Regions from separate parts of the Homo sapiens genome. Here regions 1 and 3 are each linked to region 2. The links are chromatin loops, found by intact Hi-C in ENCODE. Cell type or tissue: PC-3. All regions are shown on one strand. Links, peaks and the distances in the headings refer to the core of each region. The heading gives the core; the rest is flanking DNA.

Region 1 (4,000 bases), core at 1-4,000, 100 kb before region 2:
CCCACTGGGCTCATTCCACCTACTCAGCCTAGCTGGCTATGCTTGGCTTTCTCTACCAGCTGGACCCCATGCCTGCCAAAGGCAAGCCAGGCATGGAGCAGCGAGGAGTGCATGAGCAAGTGAGTGCAGGGTCCAGCCACTGCACACAGCCAGGCATGCTGGCTGCAGCAGGGCAGGCAGCCTCAGGTACTAGCTCCCTGCTGCAGCTAGACCAGGCATTACCTAAGCAGCTTTGACTACAGGCCACTACCACTAGTAAACCTGATAGAAAAGTAAGAAATATACTGGAAAGAATTGCCACAAGCCTGGCTCTTGTGTTAACCTTGTGTTAACCTGGGGAACACAGGGGCACCCAGAAGCTTGGAGATGCCAGGAACTGCAGAACCCCAAAGAGGGGGGTCATAGCCCTGGCTTAGGGAACTCCTGAGTCTGGACTCCCCGAAGGGCCACATCTCTTCACTCCTCTCTTCTCTCCTTCTCGCCACCTGCAACGTGGCAAGTGGGGGGCACGTTTCAGCCCTGTTTGTCTTACGGTTCTTTCAATCCTGCCATTCAATGGGTCCCAAGTTCTTGTCCTGCATCCAGGAAGAATGAAGTACGTGGACAGCTGGAGGGAGAGCAAGATGAAAAGGTGCTTTATTGAGCAACAGTACAGCTCTCAGGAGACCCTATCTGCAGGCAGGTCGTCCCATTGTCTCTGCAGCTCTCAGTGGAGAGGAGACCTGGAGTGGGTAGCTCCTGTCTGCAGGCAGGTCATCCTGATGTCTGTAATCCTCAGTGGAGAGGAGACCCGGAATGGGTATCTCCTATCCACAAGCAGGTCATCCCATCATCTCTGCAGCCCTCAGTGGAGAGGAGACCCGGAGTGGGTAGCTTCTTTCTGCAGGCAGGTTGTCCCTTCATCTGCCCAAGTCTGACTGAGTCTGGGGTTTTTATGGGCTTCAGAGGGGAGGAAGTACATGCTGATGGGTCCATGGGTGGCCATGAGCAGGCCCAGAAAATGCACCATAAGTTCTCACTGTGGTCTGTGGAACTGGGAGCTTGGCCTCCAGGCTTCAGGCTTTCCCTGACTTGAGGTGGTGCTTCACCAGGGAACTTCCCCTTTCCGCCTAGGAGCCTGTCTGCCTCCTGCTGCCATCAACCTGCTGTCTATAGCTCCCATGGCACCCAGGCTGTTCATGCCAAAGGGTGCCTGCAGGCCCACGGTAAGCTGCCTTCAGCCCCTCCTCAGTCTCCCTCCCATGCTTGTCAGCACCCAAAGTCCAGAGGGGGCCAAGGTGGCAGGGGGCTGGCATGTCAGTGCTGCCCCAAGCGCCCGCACACCCGGCCAGGTCATGACAGCACCCAGCCTCAGCCACAACTTTGCTCTGAAATCGGAGCCTGCAGACGCAAGGGGCTTCCTGGACCCCTGAGAGCACAGGGATGCCCAGGTCTACAGCCACAGCTGGGAAGCTGCAGCTGTGGGAGTGCGGGACTTCTGCCCCACCAACTCAGAAGGGGGCAGGACTCCCGCCTGTTCCTGGCTCCTGCCAGCTCACAGAGCATGCTGCCCCAGCTGCACCTCCCCTGCTGCAGCTGCCATCTTTGCAGCAGCCACTCCAGATGGGCCGCTGCTGCCATCAAGACCACTAGTAAACCTGATAGAAAAGTAAGAAATATACTGGAAAGAATTGCCACAAGCCTGGCTCTTGTGTTAACCTGTGTTAAGCTAAAGAAAATCAAATGATTGTCTGTGAGCATGTAGGTATATATGTATGTGAGTGAGTGATACAACAGAATTTCATTCATTTTACAGATGTTGACTGAGCACCTGACTATGTGCTAGGCCCTGGGGATATAGCACTGAACAAGATTTCCCCTGCCCTTGTGGAGCTTATAGTCTATTTGGAGAGATAGATGGTCAACAAATTATTACATAAATAATTCATACAGTTGTGATAGGTACTACAAAGAAGACGTATAAGTTGCTATGAAAGTTTATAATAGGGGAATTTTACGTATCCTGGAAAGTCAAGGGGTGCTTCCCTGAGGAAGTGGTAATAGGGGACGGCCCGCTGAAGGATGGAGGAAGAGCTTTCCAAGAGAGGGACAACATGAGCAAGGGCTTTGAAATGAGAAGGCTGGATGAACTGCAGGCTTCCTCAGTGAGAATGCTGCTGGTATTTTGGGGGGCACAGTTCTTTGTGGGACTTTCCCTCATATTGCAAGATATTTAACATCCCTGGCCCCTCACCCACTAAATGCCAATAATGGCTTTAAGGCTTTGCAATAATCAAAAACTCCTCCATCCTAGTTATTTCCAAACACTCCCCGGAAGGGAGGTGCTATCCCTAGTTGAAAAATCACTGTGTTAACGGAACTAGAAGTTACATTGGAACAAAAGGGCATAGGGCTCCAAGAGGGATATCTGTGTAAGGAAAAAACAAACAAAAGAACTGAGAGATTACCTGATGTGGTTGAGCTCTGTCAGAGCATTTCAGGATAAATTAGTCATAGATAATAATATAAAATTCATCAGTGGAAAAAAATGAGGCAGTTTTCCAAAGAAAACAAAAACTTGCTCAAAAAAGCAAATGTAATTATAGTATATTCTGGCTATAGCAAAGTAGTTTAGTTGTGAATATTATTTGCATAGTGAGAATATAAAGCTGAATTTAATATAAGGTTATGGCACTGGGAAGACAGGAAGAGTTACATTTGCGTGCACTAAAGGATGAGACCTAATGCTTTATCTTCTCTATAGGAGGTGAATAAGTACCTCAAATTAAAACATCAAGTTATGGCACAATGAGCATGCTACTTATAATTAATTATGGAGGTAAATACCAAAAGGGATGGCTAAAAGAGTTTAAGGTAGGAATGAGTATCAGAAGTGAGGAGGGAGGGGGTAGAAAAGGGACTGCTGTTTTCATTTATAAATCTTATTCTTATATTATTTCATAAACTCCAAACCAGAGAAGATTCAGGTTTTTGGAGATCTGGATAATAAAAAGAATACAAAACTATCAATACAAAATTGTGAGGGCTCTCCCAGAGGAAGCCATGCAAGGAAGGGCCCTGAAGCTTACAAGCTTTACTTATTCATGGCAAATCTACTTCTGCTCTGAACATGTATTACTTTTATAAAAAATGAAGGAAGAATAAAAGTACTTTGAACTTCACTTATATATTTTAATTATTTTTAATGTATGGAAGTTTTTTAAGACTATCATGCTCACCATTTTCAATGAGATTGATAGTCATTATAATGAAATGACTGGCCCATAAAGACATTCACTCCCCGCTCCTTTCCCAATCCACCCTCCAGAATGAAGCCACTTTTATAATTTTGTCACCAAATCCAGGGATGAGTGCCAACAGTTAGGAAGCTTTCAGTTGCAAAAGATAAAAAGCCCAACTCAGTTGCCTTAAACAAAGAAGAAATTTATTCTTTCACGTGACAGGAAGGCCTGAGGTGTAGGCATTTGAAATTTGTAGGGTTGGTTAATTTGGTGGCTCAGGGATGTTTTCAAGTAGCCCAACTTCCTACTCTACCATCACTAGTTTATAGGCTTGGTCTTCAGCCCACTGCTCTTCGTGGTCATGACAGCTGTAGTTCTAGGCATCATGTCTAGATAAGGCAACATTCAGGGGTAGAAGGGGACTGTTTATTTTTTCCTTTAGTCTCTCTTAAAGAGTGAGAAAAATTTTCCCAGGAATCCCGGTGGACTTTGCTTCACCACTCATAGGTTCATACCAAGTTACAACCCCACAACCTTAGAGCTTTTGTTAGGAAGAGGCTTGGTGGGATTACCGTGCTTGGCTTGGCTTGGTCAGGATTCACCACCAGAGTCATGTGGGAGGGGGTGGGAACCCAAACAATTCAGGATTCTGCCCTCAGGAAATAAAGGAGAAAATAGCTGTTGGATAAACTACCAGCAGGCACTGCTACAGCCCATGCTTTGTGGTTTAAGGGCCAGCTAGTTACAATGACAGCTAGTTACTGTTTCCATGTAATTTT
Region 2 (7,821 bases), core at 1,486-5,485:
TGATATTGACACCTATCTACCAAAACAGGCCATTTGGTGCTCTTCACTCATATTTATTCATCTAATCTTCACAACAATCACATGAAGTAGGCATTAATCGCAAAGCTAGTAAATGCAAGTAATCTGGCCCCAAAGGCTGGGACCTTGATTCCTATGCTATATTGCTTGTAAGACGGAAATACCATTATGGAGTTCAGGGGAGATGTATGGAGATATAAATTTCAAAACCATCAGCATATATTACATAAATGATATTTAAAGCCATCACACTGTGGATGAGATCATTAACAGGTGTAGGCTGAGAAGAGTCCACAGACGAAGGGGAGAACTGGGAAAGTATGATCCCTGAACTCCAAATGAATAGTGTTTCAAAGGGGAGTGAGAGATGGGCTATGTGAATTGCTGCTGATAGTCTGAGTAAGGCGATAGGACTACTGGAATAGTAATACAAAAGAAGATAAGGGCAGCCGTGGTGGGGTGGCAGAGGTAAAAGTTGTGGAGATGATTAAATGGGTTCAACAGAAGAAGGAACTGAGGGTACCAAGAAGAAACCTTTTTTTAAAAAGAAGATGGTATATTTTTATGCTAATGGATGATCCACTAGAGAAAGAAAACTGATTATAGAGGGGAGAGGGGGTAGCATTGCCAGAATAAGTAAGAGTTGGAATAAGAAGAATCTGGTGGAGGAGTTGGCCTCTGTGAGGAACACAGATAGTTCATCCCTTGAATGGGAGGGAAACAATATATGAGCACAGATGCACTTTTAAAGAATAGGATCCAATACCCAAAAGAATATAAATCATTCTACTATAAAGACACTTGCACATGTATGTTTACTGCAGCACTATTCACAATAGCAAAGACTTGGAACCAACCCAAATGCCCATCAATGACAGACTGGATAAAGAAAATGTGGCACATATACAGTATGGAATACTATGCAGCCGTAAAAAAGAATGAGTTCATGTCCTTTGTAGGGACATGGATGAAGCTGGAAACCATCATTCTCAGCAAACTAACACAGGAACAGAAAACCAAATACCACCTGTTCTCACTCATAATTGGGAGTTGAACAATGAGAACACATGGACACAGGGAGGGGAACACCACACACTGGGGCCTGTCAGAGAGTTGGGGGCAAGGGGACAAATACCTAACACATGCGGGGTTTAAAACCTAGATGACAGGTTGATGGGTGCAGCAAACCACCATGGCACATGTATAACTATGTAACAAACCTGCATGTTCTGCACATATATCCCAGAACTTAAGGTATAATAATAATAATAATAATAATAATAATAATAATAATAAAAATAGGATCCAGAATGAAGATAAGCACTAAGTACAAGTTGTCATAGAGGAGAAAATTTAGGAAATATAAAATAGAATGTAGATTTGAATATACTAATTCAAGAGTGGAGTCATAAATGCCATGAAATCCTTTACTCTCAGGAATTAGGTTAAAACAACATAACAACATATTACTTTTCAACCATGCATTCTCTAAAACTTAACCATTTCTAATGGTGCCATTTAGCAATTGTAAAAACATAAAAACTTGAAAAACTATATTTGGCAGTATATTAACAGGATCTGTTAGAACAGATATTATAATATTTTTGGTGATTTTTATACAGTCAGAAGTGGTTGCTACAAAGAAAAATAAATCAAAGTGACATAACCCAGAGAGGAGTTCACAAACTCAAATGCCTACAAGAATTAAAGGCACATAACAAATGAGTGAAGCAGGGACAACAGGGAGTTGCAGGGATTGTGGCGAATAGGCAAAGGGCATAGCTGCTACTCAGGTCAGGAAACTGTTGCCACACAGAAAGCATATTGTTTTGCCAGGTCTGCTAATTCTTAAGATAAATGTCCTACTGAAAAGTAGGATATTTATTGAAAGTTCTCAATGTTTAAAATATTTGCAACTAATTCAAATTTATAAACTGTGTGCAGGCCATACAATCCATGTTTGTGGAAGTATTCAGGCCATTGGGCTGTCTAGCGTCCTCTGCATTAGACACTTCTCCATTCATTATAATTAAGGCATACCCGAGGAAAGCAGAGGAATGCTTTTTGAATGACAGAACATCAACATGGGGTAGATGAAAGAACTTTGCACTAAGTTTCAGAAAACCTTGCTTTCAGTGTAGGCACTGCCATTTAGTATTAGCTGGGTGAACTCTCTGAGCTTCTGTTTATTCATTTGTAAAATGCAGTTTCATGAACTACCCTGTCCAATTCACTGAACTGTTATGAATGGCAAATTAGAAAGTAGGTCAAAGCACATAATAAACTATAAAGCTCTATATAAATACAAGTAAATGGCTTTAAAAAGAGATCTAATAGGGTGGCCTAAGAATATTTCCTGTCTCTATGTTGAGTCAGTTTCTTCATAAAATGGGAATACAGATTACTTAGTTCATAGGGTTCCTCAAATACATTAAAATTATAAAAACATTTTTTCAAATGTTAAGTGCCATGTAATTATTTGGTAATAAAGTATTTGCCTAGTATAGCCAACTATGAATGAAGCTGCATGTAATAATCCCTAAAAAGCTGAGTGCATTATTGGCTTTCCTAAGGCAATGAGCTATTTATTTATTTATTTATTTATTTTTGACATAGTCTCACTCTGTCACCCAGGCTGAAGTGCAGTGTCATGATCTGGGCTCACTGCAACCTCTGCCTACCCCCGGTGTTCAAGCGATTCTCTTGCCTCAGCCTCCTGAGTAGCTGGGATTACAGGCGCCTGCCATCACGCCTGGCTAATTTTTGTATTTTTAGTAGAGACGGGGTTTCACCATCCTGGCCAGACTCGTCTTGAACTCCTGACCTCGTGATCCACCTGCCTCAGCCTCCCAAAGTGCTGGGATTACAGGCATGAGCCACCGTGCCCGGCCACGGCAATGAGCAATTTAATTAGTTTGGAAAAAGTTATTTCAGGTCTTCGTTTTTTTGCCCCTCTTTTACAATGTTTGTAAGCTTACAATGGATTACAGGCCTGTAACAGACCCAGGTTTATCTGTTCCCTACTGCTAAAGTTTCTGGAGACACTGCTCCTGTCAGCTGGTGATGCAACAATAGGGAAGTGATGGTGGTCAGGTCCAAGAGGCAACTTCCGGAAAAGAAGGTTTTCCTGGCTATGAGTCATAAATTCAGAATCGGGGCAAACAATTCTTCTATCTACTTACTTTCACGTAAAAGTGTTTAATAAAAACACTTCTTGATTACTGTTGTTCTATTTATCCTGGATCATCAAATCATACATGATTCAAAGAATAACAAAGTATCAAAATTTATGAGGAACTGTACTGGATAAAAACTCCGTAACATATACTGTTCTGTAAGATGCTTCATTTTGAGGTTTCATCAAACCACAATTGACCTAGCAAACTCAATAAATCAAGTCTCTCTCACCAGTCTATTTCTCGTAGATTAGGGTGGAGATGAATTAAGTGATGGCAACTTGAAAGATTCAAAAGATTCCAAATTAAAGAAAAAATTATCATTTAAAAGCACATTCTGGGTAAGATCATGGGTAATACTTGCCCCTCTCTGTTTTCCAAACTCTTTAAATGACTCACTGTAAAAAATTATATATTAGTATAAAATCACCATGACATAAAAAAAAATTTTCCCCAATAACATAAGAAAAGAATTCTGGGTGCTGTGGCTCATGCCTGTAATCCCAGCACCTTGGGAGGCCAAGGCAGGCTGATCACTTGAGGTCAGGAATTCGAGACCAGCCTGGCCAACATGGTGAAACCCTGTCTCTACTAAAAATACAAAAATTATCCGGGTATGGTGGCAAACGCCTGTGGTCCCAGCTACTTGGGAGGCTGAAGCAAAAAATCACCTGAACCCAGAAAGCAGAGGTTGCAGTGACCGAGACTGCACCAGCCTGGGTGATGAAGGGGGACTCTGTCTCAACAACAACAACAACAAAAAGTAGGCATACAACACATAAGCCATCGAGCACGCTGGGCACAGTTGCTCATGCTTGTAATCCCAGCACTTTGGCAGGGTGAGGTGGGCAGATCACTTGACCTCAGGTGTTTGAGACCAGCCTGGGCAACATGGTGAAACCCTGTCTCTACAAAAAACACAAAAATTAGCTGAGTGTGGTGGCACATGCCAATAGTCCCAGCTACTCGAGAGGCTGTGTTGGGAGGATCCCCTGAGCCTGGGAGTTTGAGGCTGCAGTGAGCCATCATTGTGCCACTGCACTCCAGCTTGGGTGACAGAGTGAGACCCTGTCTCAAAAAAAAAAAAAAAAAAGCCATCTAGCAGAATGCCACTTCATCCCTAGAAGACCCACTTCCTGGCCCCTCAACTGCTTCTGATATTTCTTTTTACGTTAAAAAAAAATACAGTGTAAGTTATCTTTTAATCAAAACACAGCCTCAGAGGGGAAGACAAAGCCTGTCATTGTTTGTTGTTGCTGTTGTTAAACAGCTGACATATGTATTCTGGTGATGCTACGGTGCTGCTCAGTTACTCTGAACATATTATTTTTTCACTCTACTAGTGGTATGTCTTTTTTTTTTTTTTGAGACAGAGTCTTGCTCTATAGTCCAGGCTGGAGTGCAGTGGTGTGATCTAGGCTCACTGCAACCTCCACCTCCCGGGTTCAAGCAATTCTCCTGCCTCAGCCTCCTGAGTAGCTGGGACTACAGGTGTGTGCCACCATGCCCAGCTAATTTTTTTTGTATTTTCAGTAGAGAAGGGATTTCACCCTGTTGGTCAGGCTGGTCTTGAACTCCTGACCTCAAGCAATCCACCCGCCCTTGGCCTCCCAAAGTGCTGGCTGGAGCCACCGCGCCCAGCCATTATGTCTTTTTTTTTTTGAAAGCGAAATACTTATGTGTGAATAAATGTAAGAAAATGATTGCTTATCAGTAGCATATAAATTCAAAGTAGGGAATGATGGTAATGTCAAACAACCACAGACTCCACATGGGTGGCTGAGATAGTGATACTTTTGCTTTCTGATGGTTCAATGTACATGAACTTTGTTTCATGCACAAAATTATTTAATTATACAATAATTATAAAATTATATAAAATTATTACTAAAATTATTTAAAGTATTGTATAAAATTATCTTCAGGCTATATGTATAAGGCATATATAAAACACAAATAACTTCTGCATTTAGGCTTGGGTCTTATCCCCAAAATATCTCATTATATATATGCAAATATTCCAAAATCTGAAAAAAAAAAAAAAAAATCCAAAATCCATAACCCTTCAGGTCCTAAACATTTCAAATAAGGGATGCTCAACATGCAGTAGGACTTAAATATTTCCAAATAAATAAAATGTTAGTTTGAACCACTAAAAAAGATGATTTTTTTTTTCTTTTTTTTTTTGAGATGGAATCTCTCTCTGTCACCGAGGCTGGAGTGCAATGGCATTATCTTGGCTCATTGCAACCTCTGCCTCCCAGGTTCAAGCAATTCTCCTGCCTCAGCCTCCTGAGTAGTAGCTGGGATTACAGGCACATGCCGAGGCGGGCAGATCACCTGAGGTCAGGAGTTCAAGACCAGCCTGGCCAACCAACATGGTGAAACCCCGTCTCTACTAAAAAAGACGATTATTTAAAGCTTTAACTAATAAAAAGTAATTGATTAGAAATAAAATCTAAAGTTAAATTACTACTCTATAAAAAAGAAAGTAAAAGTGAGTTTCTAAGAAGCTCTTTACTTACTAGCACCTTTTGAGATAAAATCTTCACTTATAAATAATATGAAAATAAAGTGATTATACAGCACAATGATTAAGAGTGTGGGCTCTGAAGTCAGATTATTTGGGTTCAAATCCCATTTTTTACCACTTATTATAAATATCTGTGAATTCAGTCAGGTCATTTAACCTCTGCAAACCTCTGTTTTCTCACTGTAAAACTGGAGAATTATTATTTTTGGGTTAAGGATTAAGTGAGATGATTCATAATTCTCTTTCTTATACCATACAAATTCATCATGTAGCAAAAAAAAATGCAGTGAAAAAGCTACCCAACACAGTGTGATCCAGCTCAGCTACAGTGTAGGTGCATCATGGCCCCATTATACGTAGCAATAAATACTGTGACCTCAGGATTGATTTTGAGGGAAGAGCTTTGTTCCTTAACCCACTCCAGGCTCCTGAGTAGCGTGCACCACCACATCCAGCTAAAATATATACTTTTACAATTGTCTTTCTAAAAACCAAATCAATATTTGCTATAACCTGACCTTCATCTTATCTATGACGCCTTATCTTATATAGCTTATCGTATATAGCCTTATCTGCTGCTTGAAGTAGACTTATTAAAACTAGTCACTTGAACAATAGTTAAAATTGTATGATAATTGTGGCGATGTGTAATTGCTTTCGGAAACTCTGTTTAGGAAAAAACAAATACACCACAAAAAGTTTCCTAAAGTGTCCTTAACAATTATCAATTTCCTTAACAAATATAATCCCTACTTATAATGCTGTGCTACACAGGAAATAATAAGATTCTTTCTAGATATGTATCCCATATTCTAAGGACCTATTAATCTGACTCAGACCCAAAATGTCTATTAAAAAATGTATTGTGACATGTGTGGGTAAATTATTTGACTTTTTATTTCAGATTGAGAGGAGTAACTGAATTAAATCATTAGATCAAAATACTTCAAATTTGTTTACACTAGTATTAAGGTGACAAGTTAGAACAAGAAAATGCAAAAATGAGTTCCATTTAAACATTTAATTGAGAAGGAAATGTAAATTATTTGTTCTTTAAAACAAAGTTCCAAAATGACAAAACCATGCAGTAGAAAAAAAATTGTAGGATTTTGTTAATCACATAAATTTTTAGTAATTTATACTGTTATCTAATGACAGTATTTTTCTCTCATACTGTCTCAGTCTGAATTAGTTTTAGCACTTACTCAAAACTAAACAAGGATAAACTTGGACACAAAATATATTTAGAAATATATTTACTGATATGTGTACAGCCACCCCATATATTCTTAAATTTAGGGAGATCTGAACACTGAATAATCATTATTTGAAAAGCATCTACATAAACAACATTCCACATATGACAGATATTTGGTAGGCTAATAATTAAGATACTTTTTCTTAGATTAGCAATGCAGGTTAAAAATCATAGCAGGATCCCTAAAGGTAAGTTTATCCATTTTCACTTACTATCCTGAAATTTAATTTAGATTGGAAAAAAAATTGCACTGAATGTAAACTTTGGGGTATATTTATTTTTTACTCAAATATTTCTTCCTATTTCCCTGTGAATATTGGGCATTATGTAAAATCCACTTGTTACAAATATTGCTAATATTTTAATATAAACAGGGTTTACAAGATCAAATGATATTTATTTTAATACCTACTATTGAGGAGATAATCCTCTTTTAACCTACTTGATTCATTTATTGGAATTTCTTTATTTTTTTGAGACAGAGTCTCACTCTGTCACCCAGGCTGGAGTGCAGTGGCGTGATCTCGGCTCACTGCAACCTCCACCTCTTGGGTTCAATCGATTCTCCTGCCTCAGCCTCCCGAGTAGCTGGGATTACAGGTGCACATCACCTGTATTGTATTTTTGGTAGAGACAGGGTTTTACCATGTTGGCCAGGCTGGTCTCGAACTCCTCAGGTGATCCACCAGCCTTGGCCTCCCAAAGTGCTGGGATTACAGACATGAGCCACCGTGTCCAGCCTATTTATTGGAATTTCTTAGAATCATCAGATTTAGTATCAGTAGACCCACTGATAATATCACGGATAGTAACTTCCTAATTCATTAATTTCCATA
Region 3 (4,000 bases), core at 1-4,000, 81 kb after region 2:
TTCACCATGTTAGTCAAGCTGGTCTTGAACTCCTGACCTCAGGTGATCCGCCCACCTTGGCCTCCCAAAGTGCTGGGATTACAGGCATGAGCCACCACACCTGGCTGGTCTTAAGTATTTTTATACTCTTGATACTTACAACAGGTTTTGAAACACTATAGGCCCTCAATATAAGACTTGTTGAATATATTCAACCTCTATTTTTGAAAATAGAGGTTGAATATATATTCAAACTCTTTTTCTGCTATATTAGATACTCTACCTTGGCCAACTTTTTAAACCTTTCTCAGCCTTGGTTTTCTTTTCAGCAACAATGGGGATACAACACTATGACCTATTTCATAGGACTGTATAAGGAATTAAACCATCGTGCATAAACATATTTGGTCTCACTGGTGTATAAATGGCAATGAAAAAATCCTTTTCAGTGGATTTTTTTTCTTTTTTTTTTTTTGGATGACTGCATCTCCTTAGAACTGAAATGACTGAAATTATACAGATAATAATCTTGCAAAAATTTAAATTTTAAAAAATCATTTCTATCACATGGGACACAAATATCTAAAAGAAAAAAGAAAAAGAAAAAATCATTTTCAGTTGCATCTGTCAGGGGTTTATTATTTAATTAAATAATTATTTTTATTATTGATTGTCAATAATAAAATCACTAATTACTCTAACAATGATTCATTCTCCTATTTCAGACAGCTGTGAGCATCCATGATAAAGGTCAGTGGTTCTCAAGCTTTAGCATACATAAAAATCACTTAGATGGCTTAATGTACAGATTGCTGGGCCTCACCCCTAAGGTTTCTAACACAGTAGGTCTGGGATGAGGCCCCAGCATTTGCATTACTAACAAGCCCCTAGATGGTGCACATTTGAGAACTATTTATATAGGTAATTCAGCAATCAAGTGATACCAACAGGTAGAGGTGGGAGGAGTTGTAGTTTTCTGGCAATCTCATTAAATGTCCTAAGAGATGAAAAGACTACTATTGTCCACAGAATTGGGTTCTACTCAAATACTTTATTATAAAATAATCCTGGAAGACTGTTGTACATCTGTTTACCAATTCTACTGGGGAACTTCCTACCCATTTTGTGTATATACGGAAGAGGAGTAAGTGCAGGGAACATTAACTAAATCACCCAAGCCAGTCCAAAATCTTCCCCAGGGTTTTTTGTTTTGCTTTGTTTTGTTTTTTACATGATGGGGAAATATTACCTTGATTCCTGTAGGATTGCAACTATACAACCAATGTGAACTGGAGGTGCTTGCAACCATCTTCCCTTGATTACCTGAAGAAAGCTCATCTCAGGAGAAGTAAGGCCAAGAGGCAAAGGAAAACAGAGCTGAGAAATACAGGATCAAAGTAAAAGCCCCTGAAGGTCATTCTTGCCCCTAAATCTGTGCTATATCAGGTTTGATTGGATTAATTAATTACTTGAGCCAATAACTCTTTTTCCCCCTTAAAATGGGTTTCTGTCCCCTGCAATTATGAGTCCTAACTAAAACTGTGAATGAGTGAAAAAGTTGAATGCAAAGGCTCTAATAACACCTAGCTCTCCATGATAACATTTGAAAGAGAAATAGATTTTCAGATGAGAAGACATTTTGGCTGGTAGCCTGCAATCTGAAAGAGGCTACCACACTTGGAACTGTGACTGAAACTGTTTCACAAGCTTACAAGTAAGCTTCAATCAATACCTCAGGAAATTAGACAGTTGTGCCTTAGTCGATATCTAACCTGATTAAACTTTATTGGCTGTAGTTTATAGTCAACACAGATCTCTAAGTCTAGCCACACAGTGTCATATATTTATTTGGCCTATAATAACAATAATTAAATGTTGCAATTTACTCTTCCATTCACTGATTCTCTATTATATTAAGACACCATGATAACATCTAGCAGGTAGCAGTTCAAAAGAAAGAAAACCAGATTTAGGAACCATCTACACTGAGATGACAACCAAAGCTAGGAAAACTGAGTAAGTCTACCAAGGGTAAGAGGATCCTTAACCTGGTCCACACATGAGATTGGGGGATTTTTTTCTGGGCGGGGGGAGTTCTATGAAGTCCCAAAGTTGTAGGCAAAATTTAATAGACATGTGCGTTTTTCTGGGAGGAGGGGTCACTGCTTACGTCAGATTCTGCAAGAAGGATAAGAACCCAAAAAGGTTAACAGTGGTGAGGGGAGGAAATTATCAAGAGGGAACTGTGAAGAACACTTACTCATATTAAAAGAAGTTGAGAAGTTGAAAGGAATCTATAAATTACTAAGTGTCTATGTGAACAGTGCTGTGCACATTATATATCACATTGCATTTAATCCTGATAATAATCTGAGATGGTTTTCAGCAGCCCAATTTTACAGGTAAGAAAACTAAAGCACAGAGAAATTAAGTGGCTTGACTAAGGCTAGACAGCTATCCAGTCTACCACACTGTAGTGGAAGGTAAGATGAGTTATAAAATAAGGGGGCTATCATTCCAATTGCAATATTCACCATTTCTTTCAGAGCAGTAACTCTGACAACTAATTGTTAGGTCAAGAACATAAACTTTGGAGATAGCAATAAGAACAAAATCATGGAATGCTTAATTAAATCACATGATTTCTAAGGCTGTATAAATCTGGAAGATTGGCAATTTGACAGACTCTAATGCCATCATAAAATCAACAGTTTGTTTACAAAGCACTCATTCTAGCAAAAAGTCACTGAAGGCTGGAAGGCTGGAATAAGAGCCAGTTTTAATGTTTGCAGTTGCTCTTTAGTAACAATGCATCATCAAAAAACACTAGGTGTCAATAACCCAGTGCCAATGAAATATGGCAAACCTGCCTAAATTATTATTCTTTTCACCAATACTTGTGAATTCTGGCTCCTAATCTAATAAAAGTCTTTAAAATAAAGCACTTTCATTTTATTGTCTCTCTGAGCCAAGAAGAGTCACAAGTTTTTGCTGGGATCTTTTCCCCTCTTCTAATAGCTTTGCACCATTAGTAGCAACTTTCATAGCAAGTGGGTCTTAATATTAATACTTTTTTTGCATAATCTTAACTGTTTAAATTTAATTTTAAAATTAATTTTTTGTTAAGGTATAGTTGACAAATAAAAATTATTATTCTTTTTTGAGACGGAGTTTCACTCTTGTGCCCAGGCTGGAGTGCAATTGCGCGATCTTGGCTCACTGCAGCCTCTGCCTCCCGGGTTCAAGCGATTCTCCTGCCTTAGCCTCCCAAGTAGCTGGGATTATGGGCATGCCCCTTTAATTTTCTATTTTTAGTAGAGACAGAGTTTCACCATGTTGGCCAGGCTGGTCTCGAACTCGTGACCTCAGGTGATCAACCCACCTCGTGCTGGGATTACAGGCGTGAGCCACTGCATCCCGGGAGACAAATAAAAATTATGTATTTATGATATACAACGTGATGTTTTGATGTATGTATACATTGTGAAATGGTTAAATTGAGCTAATTAACATATCCATCACCTCACATACTTATTTTGGTTTTGTGAGAACATTTAAGATTTATTGTCTTTGCAGTTTTCTTTAAAAAAAAAAAAAAAAAAGAGAGAGAGATTGTCTCACTCTGTTGCCCAGGCTGAAGTGCAGTGGTGTGACAAAGCTCACCACAGCTTTGAATTCCTGGGCCCCAGTGATCCTCTGGCCTATGCCTCCTGAGTAGGTGGAACTACAGGCACAAGTCACCACACTCTGCTCTCCTTTTCAAGTATATAATACATTATTATTAACTACAGTCACCATTGTTGTACAAGGGATCTCCAGAACTTATTCATCCTAACCGAAACTTTGTACCCTTTGACCTGTTCCCTCTCTTCCTCCCTAGATCCTGGCAACCATCATTCTACCAGACTGTTTCTGAATTTGACTTTTCAAGACTCCACTTATAAGTGAAATCATGAAGTATTTGTCTGTCTTTTCTTTTTTTTTGCTTATGCATTTCTTCATTTGAAACAAAAAATAACAT

What was found. Hi-C counts contacts between places; a loop is a spot of excess contacts. Peaks named below come from ENCODE experiments on the same cell type or tissue, not always from the same donor. Only the 100,000 strongest peaks of a DNase experiment are listed, where the experiment ranks them.
Region 1: a loop joins it to region 2, with 7 times the contacts of the local background. A loop is called at or near these places in 1 of 110 quality-filtered maps.
Region 3: a loop joins it to region 2, with 2.2 times the contacts of the local background. A loop is called at or near these places in 1 of 110 quality-filtered maps.

The regions. Positions count from the first base shown.
Region 1 is chr14:73,207,711-73,211,710 of GRCh38, forward strand. All of the region lies in intron 9 of PSEN1 (presenilin 1), which reads left to right. Among named protein-coding and RNA genes, the nearest start is that of PAPLN, 28 kb to the right of the region's middle. In PC-3, for the core only: no CTCF peak of the experiment used is centred there; a DNase peak (open chromatin) is centred at 2,431; H3K4me3 peaks cover 881 bases; H3K27ac peaks cover 2,414 bases.
Region 2 is chr14:73,308,445-73,316,265 of GRCh38, forward strand. The region is part of intron 6 of NUMB (NUMB endocytic adaptor protein); the gene reads right to left. Among named protein-coding and RNA genes, the nearest start is that of PAPLN-AS1, 66 kb to the left of the region's middle. In PC-3, for the core only: no CTCF peak of the experiment used is centred there; a DNase peak (open chromatin) is centred at 3,117; H3K27ac peaks cover 358 bases.
Region 3 is chr14:73,390,843-73,394,842 of GRCh38, forward strand. The region is part of intron 2 of NUMB (NUMB endocytic adaptor protein); the gene reads right to left. Among named protein-coding and RNA genes, the nearest start is that of NUMB, 66 kb to the right of the region's middle. In PC-3, for the core only: no CTCF peak of the experiment used is centred there; no DNase peak of the experiment used is centred there.